Regions from separate parts of the Homo sapiens genome. Here region 1 is linked to region 2. A link is a contact called in ENCODE Hi-C data. All regions are on one chromosome and are shown on one strand. The core of a region is the stretch at or near the end of the contact, and the rest is flanking DNA. Distances in the headings are between cores, read along the strand shown.

What was found. A loop is a pair of places that touch in the nucleus more often than their neighbours do. Pooled maps may share reads with other maps.
Region 1: a map of CD4-positive, alpha-beta T cell shows a loop between it and region 2 (9-fold over the local background). The contact joins the enhancer-like site here to the promoter of POLR3A in region 2. A Hi-C loop is called at or near these places in 2 of 168 maps with a recorded cell type or tissue (CD4-positive, alpha-beta T cell and naive thymus-derived CD4-positive, alpha-beta T cell), 1 of 37 single-sample maps with no recorded cell type and 9 of 50 pooled maps.

Annotation. Positions count from the first base shown.
Region 1 is chr10:80,184,443-80,190,282 of GRCh38, reverse strand. The region is part of intron 1 of ANXA11 (annexin A11); the gene reads left to right. Among named protein-coding and RNA genes, the nearest start is that of ANXA11, 18 kb to the left of the region's middle. RefSeq lists enhancers at 1,899-1,998, 3,639-4,139. Within about 2 kb of position 2,327, at least 26 of the 41 ENCODE cell types and tissues checked have a DNase peak (open chromatin) inside an H3K27ac peak, as active enhancers do; they include CD4-positive, alpha-beta T cell, where a contact is called at or near this core.
Region 2 is chr10:78,026,675-78,032,569 of GRCh38, reverse strand. POLR3A (RNA polymerase III subunit A) reads left to right here and starts at 3,055. Exons shown (of 31, transcript NM_007055.4): 1 at 3,055-3,206. The coding sequence starts at 3,163. RefSeq lists an enhancer at 2,886-3,135.

The sequences.
Region 1 (5,840 bases), core at 1,078-3,577, 2.2 Mb before region 2:
AAATATACACAACGTAAAATTTACCATTTTACCCACTGTTAGGTGTGCAGTTCAGTGGTGTTAAATACATTCACTTCGTTGTGCAACAGTCATTACGATGCATCTCCAGAAGGTTCTCATCTTCCCAAACTGACTCTGTACTCAGGAAATGTAAACTCCCCATTCCCTCTTACCTGAGCCCTGGCCAACAGCAGTCTACTTTCTGTCCTTAGGAATTTGACTCCTTTGGAGACTTCATATAGGTGGAATCAGAAGTATTTGTTCTTTTGTGCCTGGCTTGTTTCATTTAGCATAATGTGTTGAAGATTTATCCACATTGTAGCATATGTCAGTTTTCTTCTGTTTTGAGGCTGAATGATATTCTCTTTTTATGTGGAGATCTTGTTTTGTTTATCCATTCATCCATCAATGGGCACTTGAGTTGTTTCCACCTTTTGACTACTGTGAATGAGGCTGCTATGAACATGGGTATACAAATGTCTGTTGGAGTCCCTGCTTTCATTTCCTTTAGGTATATAGGTTGAGTATCCCAAATCTGAAATGTTCCAAAGTCCGAAACTTTGTGAGCTCCAACATGACGCTCAAAGGAAGTGCTCATTGAAGCATTTTGGATTTTGGATTTTTGGATTTTGGATACACAATGGTAAGTATGATGCCAGTATTCCAAAATCTGAAGTCATCTGGTCTGAAGACCACAATGTCTGAAACATTGCTGATCCCACACATTTTGAATGAGAGGTACTCGGCCTGTATGCCCAGGAGTGAGATTGCTGGATCGTATGGTAGTTCTATGTTTAATTTTTTGAGGAATCTCCATACTGTTTTCCATAGTGGCTGCACTATTTTACCACATGGTTTTTTTATCTTTACAGTTTTATCTCAGGGTCTTTTGGATCTCATGGTGCTAAAATGAAGGTGTTGGCAGGGTTGTGTCTTTGTCTGGTGGCCCTAGAGGTGAATGCTTCCTTGCCCTTTCCAGCTTTAGAGGCCATTTGAGTTCCGTGGCACTTGGCCCTTTTCCTCCATGGGTGGAATCCCTCTCATGCTTGGACTCTGTCCTTCTTATTCTTCCTTTTCATCCTTAACCCAGCAACAAAGGCTCTCTGCTTTGAAGGACGCTTCTCACTGGATTGGGCCCACCCGGATAATCTAGGCTAGTCTCCCCATTTCATGGCGGGTAACCCTAATCACCTCAGGACAGTCCCTTTTGCCACCTAAAGTAACGCATTCACAGGTACCGGGGATGTCTTTGAGGGACCTAATCAGAGAAGCTGATGGTAGCTGAGTTTCAGGCTCTGAAAAGCCCTCCCTCTACCCCTCCCCTTACCAGCATTTTCCTGAGGCCCCGGGACCCTAAGGGTTGGCTGGACACTCCCCTCACTGTGTGGGCTGGGCTGGTCCCCTGGCGGGAGCCTGACACCTGAGTTTAGTGTGTGCCCAGGATCTGTGACCCTTTTCTCCCTCTCGAAATGTCAGAGCCTGGCTTCTTTGGCCACTAGGCGTGTTGGTCACAGAGTGAAGATAACTGTGTCCTGCTTTACAAAGCGCGTTCCTGTTCTTTTTACTTTTAGTCCTCATAGTAATCCAAGGTAGGTGGGGTACATCAGGTCTTTGCAGATAGAATGGAGGTTCGGAGAGGTTAAGTTGCCCAGGGGGGTCACACAGCAAGCAGTTGCGTTAGGAACCAGACCTTGGCTCCAGGCTAATGCCTCCTAGGGACTAAGTTAAAATTAACTGAGCACCTGCTGTGTGCTAATACCTGTTGTAGTGCTATATATATATATATATATATATATATATATGTGAGAATACTACATTCTCACAGCTGTGTAATGAGATGGATGCATTTTTCCTCTTTTCACAGGTGAGGAGAAAGGCTCAGAGTGGTCAATCTATATATCCAGGGTCACACAGCTAACAAGAGGTAGAGCTAGAATGGAATCATTGTCACTGGACTCCAAACCCTGTGTACCATCCCAGTGGCCTAGCAGCAGTGTTAGAAGATGATATCAGAGCTGTGTGGGCTGCGGTAAAACTCATGCAGCAGAATTGAGAAGTCCCTTGTGACTGTCCTGTGATGTTTGGGGCCCTTGACGGGGGAGTGTGGGCCGTGAAAAGATGGGGGAGCTGGTTTAGAGTGTGTGAGAGAGAGTAATTGGGGGTGGTAGAAGCCTGCCAAGAATCTAGGGGTAGACATTGTGAAAGCCAATGTCAGTGAGGCTCAGGCCCAGTGTCTTGGAGCTGCAGAGCTTCCCTTTACCTCCCACTGCAAAATGAGGGAAGGGTTTAGAGAAGTTTCTGCTTCCTTCCGGCAGAGCTGCTGCAAGGGTTGTCTTGTAGATAGTAACTACCACAGGACTTGGGGTGTGGCACATCCCTGTGGGCCCAGGAGATCTGGGAGAAGCTGGGTTGGACTTTGCAGTAACTGGAGTGACCTGACAGCTAAGAGGGGTGGGATTGACAGGGAAGCCTCAGCCACCCTGGGACTTGTGCCCAATTGACATCAGCTCACTACCATTGTTTTGCTGGTCCCTCCTAGGCGGGCCCTGGCAGAAGCTCCCTCTGCTCAGGTGGTGTAACTGGCGGTGGCTTCCCCTTGCGGAAGTGGGTAAACAAAGACAGAGACCTGTGTCTCCTCCCCGCCCCTGCCACCTGCACTTATAAACACAACCCACTGTTTCCCTTTTTGGGAGTGTGTGAGAGAGAGAGAGAGTGTGTGTGTGTGTGTGTGTGTGTGCACGCGCGCACATGCGCGTGCATCCTTAGGTTCCGTCTAAATCCGTTCAAGCTGCTGTAATAAAATATCATAGACCGGGTGGCTTATAAACAACAGAAGTACATTGCTCACAGTTCTGGAGGCTGGAAGTTGAAGATGAAGGTGCCAGCAGACTCAGTGTCTGGTGAGGGCCCACTTTCTGGTTCACAAATAGGATAGCACCTTCTCCCTGTGTCCCCACATGGTGGAAAGGGTTGGGCCCTCTGGGATCTCTTTTATAAGGCCATGAATCCCATTCATGAGGACTCCAACCTCATAACCTTCCAGAGGCCCCGCCTCCAAATGTCATCACACTGGGAGTTGGGATTTCAATAAATGAATTTTGGGGAGACAGAAGTATTCAAACTATAGCAGGTCCTGGCCACACTTTGGAGTCAGGACTTGGGTGGGGGGCTTTTTCTGTCACTGCCACTGTGTCTGTTGCAAGAACCTCAGCGTCCTCCAGGACCTGAGTGCCCATCACGTGCTGGCCTGCGAGGCAGCCAGATATTAGCACTGTGTCTCTGTCACTTTCTTCCTCTGCTGCCCACTTTCCACTCCTCAGAAATTCTGAATTGGACTCAGCATTTGACTGAGCATTGGCTCTTATGTGAGCCTGTTTGGTGTGGGCAGGCCTCAGAGGTGACTCTGCCCACAAAGAGGAGTGGCCTGGCTTCCAGGGAAGCCTGCCATGGAGGAGCGTGACGGAGAGATCTGCGTGTGACGCTGTGTGCTCTCGGTCTGCGTTGTATGGAAAGTGAGTTCCTCCTCACTTGCCCCCATCCCCCTTCTCAGCACCTGGTCTGGAGAGGCAGGCAGGAGGAGAGAAGATGGCCCCATCCATGCCACACCTCAGTGAAAATTCTGAGGACAGGCTCTGGTGCCCGCAGGGTTGGAGCTTCATGCAGGCTGAGGCCCTGCCTCTGCGGGTCCCTCTCCCAGGCAGGTTTACTCTCCGAGGGTCTTTCATATCTCCCTGCCCGGTGGCCTCCCTCCACCATCAGTCTTGCCTTCGCTGTCCCCTCTACTCTTGGAGTGGAGCAGGCCCCCATACACCCAGGCACGTGGAGGGGATGGAAAGAAAACAGCGCCAATTTCCTGTTGGTGCTTTCTCTATTGGGAGGCTGGAAAATCCAACACAGCCATGCCAGTGTGCTCCCCACTCCCATCCTCCACCTGTCACACTGCCCTGACCCTCCCCAGTTCCGTGTTTCTCTCCTACCCCCCTCCTTCCCCCTTCAGTCCCCACAGTTCTCATCCTGGGCATTATCAAATAGCCCAGGGTCCTCTCTTTCTTATTTTGTTTTGGAGAAACAGGATGTCATGATATGTTACATGATATAATGGGAACAAACTTGGTATTAAACTGTTAATATCCCCATTTTACAGATGGGGAAAACTGAGGTGCAGAAAGGTCTCGTAAACTGTCAAGATCGCGTTGCTGGTGGGGAGCAGGACTAGGATGTGAACCTGGGTAGTCTGGCTTCAGAGTCTGTGTTCTTCTCACCATCCTCCATTGCCTTTAATGAAGTACTTTAATGAAGTACCTTTAATGAAGTATGTAATGAAGTTTCATACAGTGAAACCGGACTTAGAAGCCAGGTATCCTGATTCTGAATTCCATGCTATTTCATCATACCAGTGTTTCTAAAGCTCTGTTCTTAAAATACTAGTCCCTGGGGCCAGTGGGCTCTGTGAGGAAGTATAGTGTAGTGGTAAAGTCTGGGCTTTGGAAGCAGACTGCCTGGCTCAGCCATTCAATAGCTATAACCTTGAGCAAGTTACACAGCCTCTCTGTCCCTCAGTCTTCATTTCTGATATGAGAAGGATAATTTTAGTATTTGCCTCATAGGGTTGTTATAAAGTTCAGTTCCGTGTGAAGCACTTAACAGTGCCTGGCACATAGTAAGCATTTAATAAATGGTAACTACTATTATGGCCTAATTAGTTTGGGAAATTTGAGGATAGAGTTAAGCAGGCACTTTTGTTACAGGATTTATCAGAGCTTTTATTACGCTGTTGCAAATTGGCAGTTTCCTGGAAAGGGGATGTGTAGTTATAGTACATAACTATATGTAGTAAGCATTTTCTAAACTTTTCGGGCAACTAATCTCTTGCTCTTGTCTGCCTGTCTCGCTCCTTAAACTGCGTGCCTTCTAACTTCACAACTTGTAAGATATGAAGCTGGTGTCAGGGAACACATTCCGGGCAGCACTGAGCTGCCCATCACTCTATCTGCTTCTAAGTGAGGCTGAGCTAGGCCTGGGCATCCCGGTTAGATCTGAGCAAGACTTCTGGGGGCAGTAGATGGTAGGTGTTCAGAAGCAAACAGACTTATAGTGAAAATGAACAAGCTGTCCATCAGTTGACTGTCATGCACCAGGTGGGTTCTGCTCTACAGAAGGCCAAAATGCATATTGTGGGAGTGTGATGTCCTTGCTGAGATCCTTGGATTTATAAGTGTTTATTATGCTGTTCCTTGCCCTGCAGGCCAAATACATCCTATTTGATACTTAAATAATCTCAGGAGCCAATGAAGGAAGAGGTTATAAAGGAGAAAATTGACTAACTGGCAAAGCAGAGGCCAGTCCCCAGAACTCCATCCATTCTTCCACTCAAGCTGCATTTATGAGGTGCACATTCAGCCAGATGCTGGGGTAACAGTGGTAAACAAGGCTGTGGGACTGCATTTTTGACTCTGGAAAACATTTGCAGATGGTTGGCAGCATCACCACTAGGTAGAGCTCAGTGGTCCTGGAAGAGTCCTGGGGAGGTTGGTTTTCTGGCCCTCTTGTATTGACAAGTGCCCCCTCAAGCATTCCAAGCTCATACTCTTCCTAAGGTGAATCAGCACCTGAGTCTTTTGCTGATGTAGAAGCCTGATCTCAACTTAGAGTCCCAGCTGTATTATAGTTATATAAACACACTGTCTGTCTGTCTGTCTCTCTCTCTCGTATTAGTTATATAAACACACTCTCTGTCTCTCTCTCACACACACACACGGTCCCTGACTCAAGATGGTTGAACTTACAGTTTTTCAACTTTATGATGGGGTTACATCACTTTCAGAAGGGATGTAACCAGC
Region 2 (5,895 bases), core at 1,806-4,305:
GGAGAAATAATAAGAAGAATTTCCCAAATGTTAGTGCAGACGAGGTGTCCAAGGTGCAGGCTTTGCGGGCAGCTTTCCTATTTTCTTTTTTTTTTTTTCCTGAGACAGAGTCTAGCTCTTGTCACCCAGGTTGGAGAGCAATGGCTTCATCGCGGCTCACTGCAACCTCGACCTCCCGGATTCAAGCGATTCTCCTGGCTCAGCTTCCAGAGTAACTAAAATTACAGGCCTGCGCCACAATGCCCAGCTAATTTTTGTATTTTTAGGAGAGACGGGGTTTCACCATGTTGGCCAGGCTGGTCTCCAACTCCTGACCGCAAGTGATCCGCCCCCGCCTCGGCCTCTCAAAGTGCTGGGATTATAGGCGTGAGCCACCGTCCCCGGCCGACTATTTTTCTTTTTTTTCGTTTTTTGTTTTTTTTTTTTTTTTTGAGACCGCATCTCGCTCTGTCACCCAGGCTGGAGTGCAGTGGCGGGATCTCGGGTCACTGCAACATCCGCCTCCCAAGTTCAAGCGATTCTTCTGCCTCAGCCTCCCGAGGTGACCAACTATCCTTATTCTTAAGAAAATAGTCAGCCGGCTGGGCACGGTGGCTCATGCCTGTAATCCCAGCACTCTGGAAGGCCGAGGCAGGCAGATCACGAGGTCAGGAGTTCAAGACCAGCCTAGCCAATATGGTGAAACCCCGTCTCTACTAAAAATACAAAAATTAGCCAGGCATGGTGGTGCGCACCTGTAGTCCCAGCTACTCGGGAGGCTGAGGCAGAAGAATATTTATTGAGTGATTGTAATGTGCCTGTTACATTCTAATTACTTTTACCTTCATTTTGCTATTTAACCTTCCCATTGACTCTAAGAAATAGGATACATATTACTCACCCATGTTATAAATGGGGAAACTAACACACAATAAGATTAAATAACTTTCCCAAGTTCACACTTTATATACGTGTATATATACACGTATGTGTATATATACACATATATCTATATCTATATCTATATATATATATATATATATTTTTTTTTTTTTTTTTTTTGAGGCAGAGTCTTGCTCTGTTGCCCAGGCTGGAGTGCAGTGGCACAATCTTGGCTCACTGCAACCTCCGCCTCCCGGATTTAAGCGATTCTCCTGCCTTAGCCTCCTGAGTTGCTGGAATTACAGGAATGCGCCACCACACCAGGCTAATTTTTGTATTTTTTAGTAGAGACGGAGTTTCACCATATTGGTCAGGCTGGTCTCAAATTCCTGACCTCATGATCTGCCCACCTCGGCCTCCCAAAGTGCTGAGATTACAGGCGTGAGCCACCGCGCCCGGCCTGCACAACTTTATTTTTTATTTTTTTTTATTTTTGAGATGGAGTTTCACTCTTGTCGCCCAGGCTGCAGTGCAATGGCATGGTCTCGGCTCACTGCAACCTCCACCTCCCAGCTTCAAGCGATTCTCCTGCCTCAGCCTCCCGAGTACCTGGGATTACAGGCGCACACCACCAACCCCAGCTAATTTTTGTATTTTTAGTAGAGATGGGGTTTCACCATGTTGACCAGGCTGGTCCCGAACTCCTGACCTCAGGTGATCCGCCCACCTTGGCCTCCCAAAGTGCTAGGATTACAGGCGTGAGCCACCACGCCTGGCTGCCTACACAACTTTAAATGGTGAAAGCTAGACTCCCATGATGGCACTGTGATTTCATAACTTTTGCTCTTAACCTCTAGATAAGTCACACACGATCCAACCCTTGTTGGTATAATATTGTAAACATCAGAGCCGGGTGTGGTGGCTCACACCTGTAATCCTATCACTTTGGGAGACTGAGGCGGGCGGATCACGAGGTCAGGGATTCGAGACCAGCCTGGCCAACATAGTAAAACCCCGTCTCTACTAAAAATACAAAAATTAGCTGGGCGTGGTGGCGGGCGCTTGTAGTCCCAGCTACTCGGGAGGCTGAGCCAGGAGAATCGCTTGAACCCGGGAGGCGGAGGTTGCGGTGAGCCGAGATTTCGCCACTGCACTCCAGTCTAGGCGACAGAGCGAGACTCCGTCTCAAAAAAAAAAAAAAAAAAAAAACAAAAAAAACCCATAATGTTGACTATATATATATATATATATATATATATATAGTCAACATTATTTCATGATTAAGTGATGGAGTACCGAAATGAGTTAGAAAAACCTGATATGCCTCGTTTGTCTGTGACATTGTGTTTTGCTAGTGAGGATCCATGGCGTCTGAAAATGAGATAGCGTCCCTTCTTAAAAATTGAAAGTTGTTAAACACTTTTGTTAAGTTCTGTTTTGAGTTTCTCACAAATAATGAGGACTTAGTTCTAATTCTAAGCGCTAAGCCCTGTGGTGATGTGATTTCCTTGCTAGGCTCATGCACTAATATATCACACTAGGATCACCTCCCACAAGTTCTCACAGACTGTAGACAACTTATTTCAAGACATGAATGATCTTTACTTTCCATTCTCCCTTTTCTTCTGTAGATTACCATGGCTGTTTTCACTCTAACAGATTTTCAACTGTTTTTGTAATCAATAATGTAAGTTTAATTCTTCCCCCCTCCCTCCAAATAACTTCATGAACTGGAGGCACATGTGCGCCCATATTTTCCGCTCTGTTTTCCTTTGTTGGTCCTCCACAGATAGTGCCCTCTGTTGGATGGGCCGGTTCATTTTAGCTTCCACCTTCCCTTAAAACAATTAGAAGCTCTTAATTTAGATGGTACTGATGTTAATGATGATGATTTTCCATTTTATGCAAGTTTTGGCCCTCTGCTTGTCTAAAAGCCTTGAGGCAAAGAGTTATATGCAGTTTCTCTGCGGGTGTCTGATTACGTGGAGAAATTGACCAGAAATGGGATTTTTAAAATACAGCACACGCCTCGGTGCGGCTTCCAGTAAGCGCCACCAGGTGACGGTGCGGGGAAAGGGAAAAAAAAAAAAAAAAAAGGCATGCCGGAAGTCTCTCTTGACAGACAGACGCGCGGGCGAGTAGCGGAAGAGGAAGCGGACACGTGGGACACTCTACGGTGGCCGAGAGGATGCCGCAGATGTGTTAGCGGCGAGTCCAGAAGCAGCCCCAGGAGGTGCTGGGGGCATCGTTTCTCTAATCTGGCCTCCCGAGTGCCAAGGAGGCGTCCCGGCAGCGGTCATCATGGTGAAGGAGCAGTTCCGGGAGACGGATGTGGCCAAGAAAATGTAAGACGGAGTAAGAGTGGCCAAAGGGCTGAGAAATAGGGCAAGGGGTCCGAGGTCAGCGGTCCCGGGTCTTGCAGGGTCAGAGATGGGGTGCAATGGGAAGGGGAGGGCCAGTAGTCCATAGGTGTGACCAGCGCCCAGAACTACCAGCGTTGGTCAAAGAGCATTGGTCAGGCTGAGGGGATTTCAGCACCTCGAGAGGTCCCTGGACTTGGGCGGAGAAGTCGGAGTGGCCTGAGCCTTAATGATTTGTGCACCCTGGGCCAAAGCTCGCATTCTCCTGAAGTCATACAATGATCCCTGTTCTTCAGCGAACTATCCCCTGCTGCAGCGAGGGGAGCAATCTGGGGCGGGGACTGTCTCTAATTCTGTCAGCCGCAGAGCGTCTGACACGGAGGCAGTAGTTGCTTACCAAAAGGATGGGGTTGCCCACTAGAAAGCTGTACCACAGGCCGACGGATGGCAGTGTCAGAAATAAAGCTGCTATCCGGACTTTTGCCTTCAGAAATACGTTATTAGGCGGTGGCTCCTTCTTAGAGTTCTCGGTAAGAAAGTGAATCCAGCCGGGCGCGGTGGCTTACTCCTGTAATCCCAGCACTTTAGGAGGCCGAAGCGGGTGAATCTCCTGAGCTCAGGAGTTTGAGACTAGCCTGGGCAACGTGGCGAAACCCCGTCTCTATCAAAAATACAAAAATTAGCAGGCGTGGTGGCGCGCCCTTGTGGTCCCAGCTACTCGGGAGGCTGAGGCCGAAAAATCACTTGAGCCTGGGAGGCAGAGGTTGCAGTGGGCAACCTCCTGCATTCCACCCTGAGTGACAGAGTGAGACGGTGTCTCAAAAAAAAAAGTGAATTCATCATTCTTACAGCAGACACTGAGGAGGATACTGCGCGTTATTCCCAGTGTTGGACGTTAAAGATACGGTCTGAATAAAACTTTTACTGCCTAATCTAGTTGGAGAAGGTACACAAGTCAACACTGGGTACGACAAGTGCAATGACAAGGGTAGGTCCAGGGGGTTTTGAGAGCACATAATGGGTCCAGGCAAAAGAAAGCAGACCAAACTGCTTTTTTCAAGGAGCAGACCTGAGGGAGAGAACACAGGTGATCAGAAGGAAGCAGAAGACTTGAAGCTGTGTTAAGAAGTCATCTTGTAGGCAGTGAGGAACCTTTGAAGGATTTTCAACAGGAGAGTATCTTGATAAGAGTTCTCCTTCTGGAAAATCTCTTGATTCATGGTGGAAAGAATTAGAGGTCGAGAGACCTTGAGACGGATATACAGAATGCCTTGCTTGGGCAGCTGTGTGGATGGTTGCCATTCACTAGAACAGGTGTCTTACCTAGGTGAATGCAGCATTCTCCCATGTGGTAGCTCTACATCGACACTGGCCCTTCACACCCACCTGTACACCTGCGCCCAGTCAGATATAATACATTCTCACAAAACAGAGAAAGTGCTTCTGTCAAAGTGCAAATTAAGGGTATTGTCAATTAAAATCCTCTAGCAGAGGCCAGGAGTGGTGGCTCACGTCTGTAATCCCAGCACTTTGGGAGGCCATGGCAGGCAGATCATGAGGTCAGAAGTTCAAGACCAGACTGGCCAATATGGTAAAACCTCATCTCTACTAAAAATACAAAAATTAGCTGGGTGCGGTGGCGCATGCCTGTATGCCTGTAACCCCAGCTACTTGGGAGTCTGAGGCAGGAGAATCGCTTGAACCCAGGAGGCAGAGGTTGCAGTGAGCTGAGATCGCACCACTGCACTCCAGCCTGGGTGACAGAGCAAGACTCTGTCTCAGGGAAAAAAAAAAATCCTCTAGCAGCTTTCCATTGTGTGGGCCATCACGCCTAGCAAATTTTTTGTATTTTTAGTAGAGACAGGGTTTCACCATGTTAGCCAGGATGGTCTCAATCTCCTTGCCTCGTGATCCACCCACCTTGGCCTCCCAAAGTGCTGGGATTACAGGCATGAGCCACCGCACCCGGCTGCATTTATGTTATTTAAATAAATTCCCTACCAAAGTTCCCAAGCCCTCATGCTTTAGCTCCTGCATGCTTCACTGACTTTATCTTGTACTATTAGCTTTCTATGCTCCAGTATATACTGATTTCATTTGGTTCCTTGAAAATGCCAAGCTTGTGCCAGTCCCAGGACCCTGGCCCTAGTCATTCTCTCCACTTCAGATGCTCTTCCTTCTGATTGTCAGTTTTACAGTGAGGCTTTCTGACCATGCAACGTAAAGTAATTCCTCAGACTCCACTGCTTACATCACTTCTGCATCTGTTCACATTTGTATATTCGTTTGTTTGTGGTCTGTCTTTCCCACCCTGACCTGTGAGCTCTTTGTTGGCAAGGACCTTGTCTGTCTTAGCTAATCTGTATCCTCAGCCTGTAGGATGGTGCCTGGCACATAGGAAATAGTCAATTTGTTGGAAGAATGAATGAAGGGACAGACATGGGAGAAAAAGTATTGAGGTCTGTTTTCAATGTGTGGGGTTTGAAGTGCCTATGAGATATCTAGGTGGAACTGTCCAGGAGGAGGTGTCTATACAGATGTCCAGTTGGGTAGCAGTAGCTGGCCTATAGAGATAGATTTGATAGACATCAACATGTATGTGAGTGGCATGATCACTCAGGAGAATGTGTAGGATGAGAAGATAAGAGGATGAAGGTTGTAATGCTAGGTGGTA